Linked DNA regions of Homo sapiens: all the other regions are linked to region 3. A link is a loop called in an ENCODE intact Hi-C map of the cell type or tissue named here. Cell type or tissue: K562. All regions are shown on one strand.

Evidence for each region. Hi-C counts contacts between places; a loop is a spot of excess contacts. Peaks named below come from ENCODE experiments on the same cell type or tissue, not always from the same donor. Only the 100,000 strongest peaks of a DNase experiment are listed, where the experiment ranks them.
Region 1: it touches region 3 in a loop (3-fold over the local background); 7 of 110 quality-filtered maps call a loop at or near these places.
Region 2: a loop joins it to region 3, with 10 times the contacts of the local background. A loop is called at or near these places in 23 of 110 quality-filtered maps.
Region 4: it touches region 3 in a loop (4-fold over the local background); 8 of 110 quality-filtered maps call a loop at or near these places.

What each region holds. Positions count from the first base shown.
Region 1 is chr12:110,353,991-110,356,490 of GRCh38, forward strand. No RefSeq gene overlaps it. Among named protein-coding and RNA genes, the nearest start is that of ANAPC7, 48 kb to the right of the region's middle. In K562, a CTCF peak has its summit at 1,273; DNase peaks (open chromatin) are centred at 321 and 1,251.
Region 2 is chr12:110,182,086-110,184,585 of GRCh38, forward strand. The region is part of intron 12 of IFT81 (intraflagellar transport 81); the gene reads left to right. Among named protein-coding and RNA genes, the nearest start is that of IFT81, 59 kb to the left of the region's middle. In K562, a CTCF peak has its summit at 1,498 (motif pointing left); no DNase peak of the experiment used is centred here.
Region 3 is chr12:110,098,936-110,101,435 of GRCh38, forward strand. The region is part of intron 1 of LOC105369976 (a long non-coding RNA gene); the gene reads right to left. Among named protein-coding and RNA genes, the nearest start is that of IFT81, 24 kb to the right of the region's middle. In K562, CTCF peaks have their summits at 1,435 (motif pointing right) and 1,835 (motif pointing left); a DNase peak (open chromatin) is centred at 1,466.
Region 4 is chr12:110,047,319-110,049,818 of GRCh38, forward strand. C12orf76 (chromosome 12 open reading frame 76) reads right to left here and starts at 1,204. Exons shown (of 2, transcript NM_001389625.1): 1 at 1,045-1,204. The coding sequence starts at 1,177. RefSeq lists a silencer at 913-972 and an enhancer at 1,893-2,152. In K562, a CTCF peak has its summit at 1,136 (motif pointing right); a DNase peak (open chromatin) is centred at 1,253; H3K4me3 peaks cover 1,877 bases.

The DNA.
Region 1 (2,500 bases), 260 kb after region 3:
CATCAAGAGGCAAGAACTGAATAAGGTAGAGAGCATTCAAACCATGGAATACCGTGCAGCCTTTGAAAAAGACAAGGTACACGTGTGTACGAGCAAGGAATGATGTCTGATATACGTTGTCTGCCCAGGGAAATATTCAATTACAGAGCAGTTTGTATTATAATCTACCATTTTTTAGAAACAGAAGGAAGTTAACAGTTTCTAGTAATGACAGTTGCTGAGAATAACAAAATGCTGCATATAGATGGCAGATGGTGGAAGCCAGGTCTCTCTGTTGGAGTGGGAGGAAGCAGAGGAAGCAAGGGGAGAAGCTAAGATAAGCAAGGGGAGGAAGCTAGAATAATCCATGTGGTAATGAATTAGAGCCGGAGATATCAGGATGAAGTCATGTTTAGCTTCATATGTACGGATGGTTTCATATAGAAACACTGATAGTGGCGAGGCACAGTGACTCACGCCTATAATCTCAGCACTTTAGGAGGCTGAGGCAGGAGGATGAGGAGCCCAGCAGTTTGAGACCAGCCTGGGCAACACAGTGAGACCCCACATCTACAAAAAATTTTAAAAATTAGCCAGGCATGGTGGTGCCTGCCTGTAGTCCCAGCTACTCTGGAGGCTGAGGCAGGAGGATCACCTGAACCCAGCAGGACAAGATCACACCAGTGCACTCCACCCTGCACGACGCAGCGAGAGCCTGTTTCAAGAAAAGGAAAAAAGAAAAACTGCTGACTGTGATGTGTATATACACTGGTCACTACACACATGCATTTCCTTGTACTGTCAGCTCAGAAGGCAATGAACACACTTGGCTTCCAGTGTTAGGTTTCTAATGCCATTCTCCAGTAAAAAAGGGCTCCTTGGAGAAATGGCTGATTCTAGAGATGGGACAGAAAACGTACAGTACGTGCCTGAAGAATACCAAAGCACCAGAAAGGAAGGGCTCAAAAACAGCAATCAAAGATGTGGTTATGTGAAAGGAACACAGGAGCCAACTGAAAAAGCCACAACAGCCGAAGAATGTGAGCAACAAAATAAAGCAGTATTGGACTAGAATCCAAAGTATAAATATCCATAAGTCCACGCTGACATAAACAAATAAATAAATGGGGGTGACTACAAATCTTCCATGCAGAATTCCAAGTAATTTACATGGACACTGCCTCAGGAGGTGGAGACTCACCTCCTCTGTGGGCTGTGCAATGTTCCAAAGAGTACATACAGTAGGGATGGGAAAGTGCCCGTCACTGTGGAGACCTGACATGCTACCTCAGCCAGGGGGCGTCATCTTGAAAGCATGGGCCCTTGATCTGAAGTGATGAAAATGGCATTTTACCTTTGTGGTCTTCCTCTCAAAATACACAACCTCAGTCTAATCATCATCAGAAAACACCTGACCAATCCCCAAACGAAAAATCCCTGACTGGTATTCCTCAAAACTGTTGAGGTCATCAAACCAGGAAAGTGAGAAAAGTATAATCATCAGAATGTAAAAACGAATGGGGCCAGGTGCAGTGGCTCACGCCTGTAATCCCAGCACTTTGGGAGGCCAAGGTAGTTGGATCACTTGAGGTCAGGAGTTCAAGACCAGCCTGATCAACATGGTGAAACCCCATCTCTACTAAAAATACAAAAAAATTACCTGGGCATGATGGTGCATGCCTGTAATCCCAGCTACTCAGGAGGCTGAGGCAGGAGAATCGCTTAAACCTGGGAGGCGGAGGTTGCAGCAGTGAGCCGAGATCAAGCCACTGCATTCTCGGCTGGGCAACAGAGAGAGACTCTGTCTCCACAAAAAAAAAAAAAAAAAGGCCGGGCGCGGTGGCTCACGCCTGTAATCCCAGCACTGGGAGGCCAAGGCAGGTGGATCATGAGGTCAGGAGATTGAGATCATCCTGGCTAACATGGTGAAACCCCATCTCTACTAAAAATACAAAAAAAAAAAAAAGAAAGAAAGAAATTAGCCAGGCATGGTGGCGGGCGCCTGTAGTCCCAGCTACTCAGGAGGCTGAGGCAGGAGGATGGTGTGAACCCAGGAGGCGGAGCTTGCAGTGAGCCGAGATTGCACCACTGCACCCCAGCCTGGGCAACAGAGGGAGACTCCATCTCACCAAAAAAAAGAATAAAAAAAAGGTTGGCCAGCCTGGGCAATATAGTGAGACCTCAAATCGGCAAAAAATTTAAAAATTGGCCAGGCAAGGTGGCTCATGACTGTAATCCCAGCACTTTGGGAAGCTGAGGAGGGTGGATCGCGAGGTCAGCAGTTCAAGACCAGCCTGGCCAAGATGGGGAGACCCCGTGTTTACTAAAAATACAAAAAAAAAAAAAAATAGCCAGGTGAAGTGGCAGGCACCTGTAAACCCAGCTACTTGGGAGGCTGAGGCAGGAGAATCGTTTGAACCCGGGGGGCGTAGGTTGCAGTGAGCAGAGATTGCGCCATTGCACTCCAGCCTGGCTGGGCGATTGAGACTCCGTCTCAAAAAAATAAATAAATAAAAATTAA
Region 2 (2,500 bases), 83 kb after region 3:
CGCTGAGGGCACTCTCTGGAGAAAGGGGTAACTATGAGCTATTTAGCAGTCAACATTCATAACAGTTTGCAAATGAGGTCTGAGTGGGGCACCAGCAACATCTACTACAGTTCACCCCTTGCACTAGTAGGATCTACTTGTTTGTCACATTAAATTTACTCCACCCAGCTATAGCTTCTATAGGATTCTAGTTGGTCGCAATTTCTAGGAAAACTTATAGGAGAAAGATTAGTGGGACAAATGGAAACTCTCATTGCTACATTTGGTTCCAAGGACATAACTGATATTCAACATCTCCTTCCTTTACTATCCATTCTAGAGTTCCCTCACCTCAGCTAGTACCTCCTCTGGTTTAGATGACTTACTTGGTGGGATGACCCAGTTCCTCATCCTTGAGAAGTGTGAGACTCTAGTAATCATGCCCTTACCAGGCCATGGCTGCTATACTTCCCCATTTACAGTTAAAACTGGGCATGGGAGTACCAAGATATGCCCTAATGGATCATCTGAGTCCTAAATATATTTCTTTCTGTCCCTGTTATATAGCAGCATCTATATAGCCTTATGATACCCTGCTTTCTTTGCCTGCTGATCTATTGACATGAGAAGCTCAAGTGACCAGATGGTAGTCAGAACATTAAGTGTCAAGGGCCTCTTAATGTGCCTTCTGATGGAAGCATGCCATCAGAATATCTCTGGCAACCAGAGTATCTATACCCACAGAGCCTACAGTTGTCTGGAAGGGAAGCATAATTCCCTAAAGTGGATCACTGGGGATCATGGTTCGTGGTGACACCTATACTTTCATCTCATGGTTCTGAGACCTATGCTTTCTATCGGGAACATAGCACCATATCATGGGCATCGGTTTAAGGTGTACACCCCATCCTAAAGGTAGAACTCATTTTCATAGGCCATCCAGTTCCAACTGGGGCCTTACGTTTAAGACACTGTTCCACTATTCTGTCAGGCCATCAGCTTTCCAGATAGTGTAGTATGTGGTAAAATTACTGAATTATATGGTCATACGAATGCTATCATACTTCCTTTGCTGTAAAGTGTGTCCCTTGGTTTGAGGTGATATTATGTGAGATTCCACATCAGTAGACTGAATGCTCTTAGCCCTTGGATAGTAGTGCTGGCTGAAGTACAATGGGCAAGAAAGGCAAACCTATACTCAGAATATGGATCAGTCCCATTAAGGATGAAATGTCACCTTTTTCAGGGCAGAAAGGGTCCGATGTTATTAAATTGCCACAAAATAGGGGGTTGGTTTCCTCAAGGGATGATTCCTTACCCAGAGCTCAGGAATGGTCTCTGTTGCTGGCAGGTCAGACGTTTGATATTGGCAGCAGCTAGATGAGCATTGATGAGAGAGAGCCCATGCTATTTGGCTCATACGTAACTTCCATCTCTACCAACAAAGCCATTCTGTTTGTGAGTCCATTGTTTAAGCACTGTGTGGGCCAATGTCAGAGGCTGGCTGACATCTGCTGGCCAAATCATCCTTTCCACTTGGTTGTTCAGTGCATCTTCTGCAGTGGACATTTTCCGGTTTCCATGTAATGAAAAGATCATTATACTTAGTGCCTACTCCCATAGGTTCAAACACATGCCTCTTTCCTAGACCTCCTTGTCCTTGCTGTCTTGCATCTTCCAGGGCCTTGACCAACAAGCTGAGCCATTTGCCACTGCCCAGAGGATACAGGATAATCTGGGGATTCAAGGTTCTCAAGTGGGTCTATCCAGATACCCCCATCCCAGACTCAGCACCCTTTTTCTTCTCTGTCAGGGCCCTGACTTTGGCATAGAATATTTGCCTAGACTAAGAATTCAACTTTCTCTGGAGTTTTGCCAGTCTTAAAATTAGTCCTGTGCCTGGTTTTCAGCTCCCTCTGCACTTTAGCCAGGGGAAATGAGAGTTTCTTTAAAGCCCTTAAGGAGGTTCTCTAACTTGATCACTTTGCTTTAAATTACAAATTAGGCTAGGCATGGTGGCTCACGCCTGTAATCCCAGCACTTTGGGAGGCCGAGGCGGGTGGATCACGAGGTCAGGAGATCGAGACCATCTTGGCTAACACGGTGAAACCCTGTATTTACTAAAAATGCAAAAAATTATCCGGGCGTGGTGGCGGGCACCTGTAGTCCCAGCCACTCGGGAGGCTGAGGCAGGAGAATGGCGTGAACCCCGGAGGCAGAGCTTGCAGTGAGCCGAGATCATGCCACTGGACTCCAGCCTGGGTGACAGAGCGAGACTCCATCTCAAAAAAAATAAATAAATAAATTACAAATTAATGGATTTGAGCCTGTTATTTTATCTCTTCAACCATCAGTGGAGTTTAGTGATAGCCACCCCAGTTCCATAGTCCTTATAGTTACTATTTCTCCTCAAATGCCAGAAACATTACACCGTCTAGTGCATCTTTGTATCAGTTCAGATCCTCCAAGAAGCAGACACTGAGATGGGATTACATGTACAAAAGATTTATTGAAGGACATA
Region 3 (2,500 bases):
CTGAGGCAGGAGAATCGCTTGAACCCGGGAGGCGGAGGTTGCAGTGAGCCGAGATCATGCCATTGCACTCCAGCCTGGGCAACAAGGGTGAAACTCCGTCTCAAAAAAAAAAGTCTTCCCTCCACTATGGCTTCATCGTGTGTCTGCCCAGCAAATATGATTCGGGGCAATCAAAAAACACAAGATTATTTTAAATAGATCATCTTCAACACAAATTACCACAGTGTTTTGCTTTGTTTTGTTTTTTGGTGGCGAATAGATTGTGGGCCTTGGGGGGCGTCTCAAGTGAGTGCTCAGATCCCAGCTTCTGTGCTTTATTGGCTGTTGGACCTCCGGCGAGTGTCTTAACCTGTCTGAGCTTTAGTTTCCTGGCCTAACTTACAAAGTAGTTGTAAGAATCCAAGATAATTTTCGTAAAGCACCTAGCACCCAAGAGGACTTTGGGCCTTATGGGGCCGCAGTAGTTATCCAGCTATGAAAAAAAGGACAAAAGGCCAGGCACAGTGGCTCATGCCAGTAATTCCAGCACTTTGGGAGGCCGAGGCGGGTGGATCACTTGAGGTCAGGAGTTCGAGACCAGCCTGGCCAACATGGCAAAAACCTGTCTCTACTAAAAATACAAAAATTAACCAGGCGTGGTGGCACACGCCTGTAATCCCAGCTACTCTGGAGGCTGAGGCAGAATAACTTGAACCCAGGAGGCGGAGGTTGCAGTGAGCTGATATCACTCCACTGCACTCCAGCCTGGGCGACACAGTGAGACTCTGTCTCAAAAAAAAAAAAAAAAAAAAAAAAAGGACAAGAAACCCGAGCAGTTTGGGTGGCAAAGGAAGACCAGGAGAGAGAAATTCCAATCAGGCTATTTAGAAACGCCATGCAGAGCTGGGCACAGTGGCTCACACTTGTAATCCCAACACTTTGGGAGGCTGAGGCGGGCAAATCACAAGGTCAGTAGTTCAATTCCAGCCTGGCCAATATGGTGAAACCCCATCTCTACTAAAAATACAAAAATTAGCCAGGCATGGTGGCGGGCGCCTGTAATCCCAGCTACTCGGGAGGCTGAGGCAGGAGAATTGCTTGAACCTGGGAGGCAGAGGTTGCAGTGCGCCGAGATCATGCCACTGCATGCCAGCCTGGGCAACAGAGCAAGACTCTGTCTCAAAAAAAAAAAAAAAAAGAAAAGAAAAGAAAAGAAAGAAATGCTGTGCAGAGCCTAGTGAGAGTGAAATCAAAATCAACGAGTTTCCAGCCTTATTTTTCTCCCTCTAGAAAGAGCTAGGGATCAGGAATCTCAAATTTGGACTTCACTTTGTCCAAAGCTAACTCTGTGCCCTTGAGCAAATCTCTTCCCCTCTCTGTGCCTCAGTTTTCCAGGAATCCCTTTGTAAAGACCCTTTCCTCTCTGAAACCATGGTGGTACTGCTACTGACCAGCAGAGGGCAGTGATGCACCAACATTCTCTATGGATCTGCGTTGCTTTTGTCTGGCCTTGGACAAGAACATTTAAATAATTAGTTAGTGGTCTGTGTCACTCTTTTTCAAAGAGCCTTATTTTATCCTCAGCGCATAGTCAGAATAAGGTCTTGCCACAGTGCACAGATGAGGAAGTAGAGCCTCAGAAGCATAAGAAACTTAACCGGTAATTTTGGTCACACCACATCCTAAATTTAGACTATCAGAATGGTATGAACACATTGCTGTATGTCTGGGCTGCATGGCATCGATAATCCATTACCTGCTTTATGGTTCATGAAGCACTTTCTGATCCTCAATATCAGAATTCTCATCTTATTCTCCTCCAGTTTACAGGTGAGCAAACAGTGGCCTCTAGAGGTTATGTCATTTGGCTTAGCATTTTCTTGTTCTTTTTTTTCTCCAGGTGTTTTTTTGTTTGTTTGATTGTTTGTTTGTTTTGAGACAGAGTCTTGCTCTGACACCTAGGCTGGAGTGCAGTGGCGCAATCTCGGCTCAGTGCAACCTCCACCTCCTGGGTTCAAGCGATTCTCAGGCCTCAGCCTCCCGAGTAGGTGGGACTACAGGCAAGAGCCACCACGCCTGGCTAATTTTTGTATTTTTAGTAGAGACAAGGTTTCACCATGTTGGCCAGGCTGGTCTCAAACTCCTGACATCAGTTGATACACCTGCCTCAGCCTCCCACAATGCTGGGATTACAGGCGTGAGCCACCAAGCCCCTCCTCTTCAGGTTTTATTTATTTATTTTAGCAACAGGGTCTCACTATGTTGCCCAGGCTGGCCTCAAACTCCTGGCTTCAAGTGATCCTCCCACCTTGGCCTCCCAAGTAACTGGGATTTACAGCAGTGAGCCACTGCACCCGGCACTAGCATATTCACAATCAGCTCCATCTTACAGACTGGTTGACTCCCAGAAATATTAGCTTAACAACAGAACCTGGCGTTCTGCAGTTTTTATGTGATGAAATGTAGTGAGTGAGTGCTCATCCAAATATTGCTCCTTGTTTTGGAAAAGGAATTAAGCCCC
Region 4 (2,500 bases), 52 kb before region 3:
GCCTCATCATTTCCTAGCTATGTAACTTTGGGCAAATAACTTCACTTCTCTGAGTTTCATTTTCCTTATCTGAAAAATAGAGCTGCAACATCAGGTGCGGTGGCTCACACTTGTAATCCCAACACTTTGGGAGGCCGAGGCAGGAGGATTGCTTGAGCCCAAGAGTTCGAGACCCCCACCTCTACAAAAAGTAAACAACAACAACAACAAAATGAGCCAGGTGTGGTGGTGCACGCCTGTAGTCCCAGCTACTCGCCCGGGATGCTGAGGTGGCAGGATCACTTAAACCCAGGAGGCCGAGGCTGCAGTGAGCCAAGATCGTGCCACAGCACTCCAGCCTGGGTGACAGAGGAGACACTATTGTAAAAGAAAAAAAAAGGGCTGCAAACCGTACGTTTCTCATTAAGTTATTGTAAGGCTCAAATGAATTCGCGTATACAAAGTGCGTAGCACAAGACATGGGATGTAGGAAATGCTCAAAAACTGTTATCATTTTTGCAATAAATACTGGCTCCTCTGGGAAAGAAGAGGGGTGGGGTAAATGATGTGCCTTGTTGCCTAGCCTGAGCCCACACTGCCAGAGAGGAGAGGACCCAGAATGAGACCCAGGTCTCCCGATTGCAGTTCATTCATGGGCAAGCAGTACATATTGAGAGCTTACTGGACACCATGCCAGGCTTGAGACCAGCCTGGCCAACATAGTGAAACCCCATCTCTACTAAAAATACAAAAATTAGCCAAGTGTGGTGGTGTGCGCCTGTAATCCCAGCTACTCGGCAGGCTGAGGCAGGAGAATTGCTTGAACCTGGGAGGCGAAGGTTCTGGCACATATTGAGCACTTGCTGAGAGGCAAAGTTCAGGCCTTCTGCCCCAGGCTTTTGGAGAGGGAGTCTCGGGGCCCCCTGAGGGGCCTCACCTGCACCCCCCGCACTCACCCATCTCCCCACTCTATCCCCTGTCCGCTCCGTACATGCCCGGCTCCAGCACCCGGAGCAGTGAAAGCTCAGGCACTACCCGCCGCCCGCCAGCCCGAGGGCCGCTCACCCAGGTTCTGCCCTCGCAGCACCGCGTACGGCCGGCTCCGCTCCAGCGGATCCACGGGGCTCGGGGCCTCTGCCTCCCCCACCAGGAGGCTGCAGAGGCCAAGGTACAGCCACGGTAACGCTGGACGCAGCATCTTCCCCAGCCCTGCAGAAGCAGAGAGGCCACTTCCGTCGCAAGCCCTGCCTCTGTCTCCTCCCAGGTCTCTCTGCGTCGCTGCCACCGCCCTTAGGGCGCGCGTCATTGCCATGGTAACTGTGCGTCCTGGTCTAAGTTCCGCTTCTGCCTAAGATTTGTTCCGGATTAACGTTCCTCAATAACTAATGTTTCCCCCGGACCAACTTTCCGTTCAGATCAACTTTCCGTCTGTGCCAACGTTCGCCGCGATTACCGTTCTGCTGTGGTTAGCGTTCCCTCATCCATTGGGGTCGAGGTCTTGTAGGTCCATTTGGGGCCTATTGAAGATTTTTTACGAATCCATGCATTTTCTTATTAAACCTTCATTACGGGCCTGGAAAATAGATACTGTGTTTCTATAGTACAAATGCCATCTTCTCAGGGAGCCCTTGCCCAGACATCCTTTTCTAAAATTGCAACCCTCCCTTTCCCTTAATGTACATTCTCCCTACCTTCGTTCTCTTCCATTCCCCCCATTCACTTTAGACTCATCACCATTTACCTTATACATTTAACGTACATTTGATGATTTTCTGAGGACCTGCTCCGCCCTAGCATGTAAAGTCCACGAGCACAGCGATTTTGTTCTTGCTCTCTGCTCTGTCCCAGAGACTGGGGGAGAGAGAGACCCTCTCATTTTGTTTTATATTGTTTTATACTCAGTACCTGTTTTAAGAAGAAACAACAAGGAAGTGAAACCAAAGACGGGCAGCCCGGCGCCAGGCCCGAAACCAGGCCTGGGCCTGCCTGGCCTAAACCCAGTTTCATGTGTGTGAAGAGACCACCAAACGTGTGTGAAGAGACCACCAAACAGGCTTTGTGTGAGCAACATGGCTGTTTATTTCACCTGGGTGCAGGCGGGCTGAGTCCGAAAAGAGAGTAAGCAAAGGGTGGTGGATTATCATTAGTTCTTACAGGTTTTGGGATAGGCGGTGAAGTTAAGAGCAATGTTTTGCGGGCAGGGGTGGATCTCACGAAGTACATTCTCAAGGGTAGGGAGAATTACAAAGAACCTTCTTAAGGTTGGGGGAGATTACAAAGTACCTTAAGGGTGGGGGAGATTACAAAGTACATTGATCAGTTAGGGTGGGGCAGAAACAAATCACAATGGTGGAATGTCATCAGTTAAGGCTATTTTTACTTCTTTTGTGGATCTTCAGTTACTTCAGGCCATCTGGATGTATACGTGCAAGTCACAGGGGATGCGATGGCTTGGCTTGGGCTCAGAGGCCTCACACCCAGTAGCTAAAAATCAACTCATAACTTAGAAACCGATGTTATT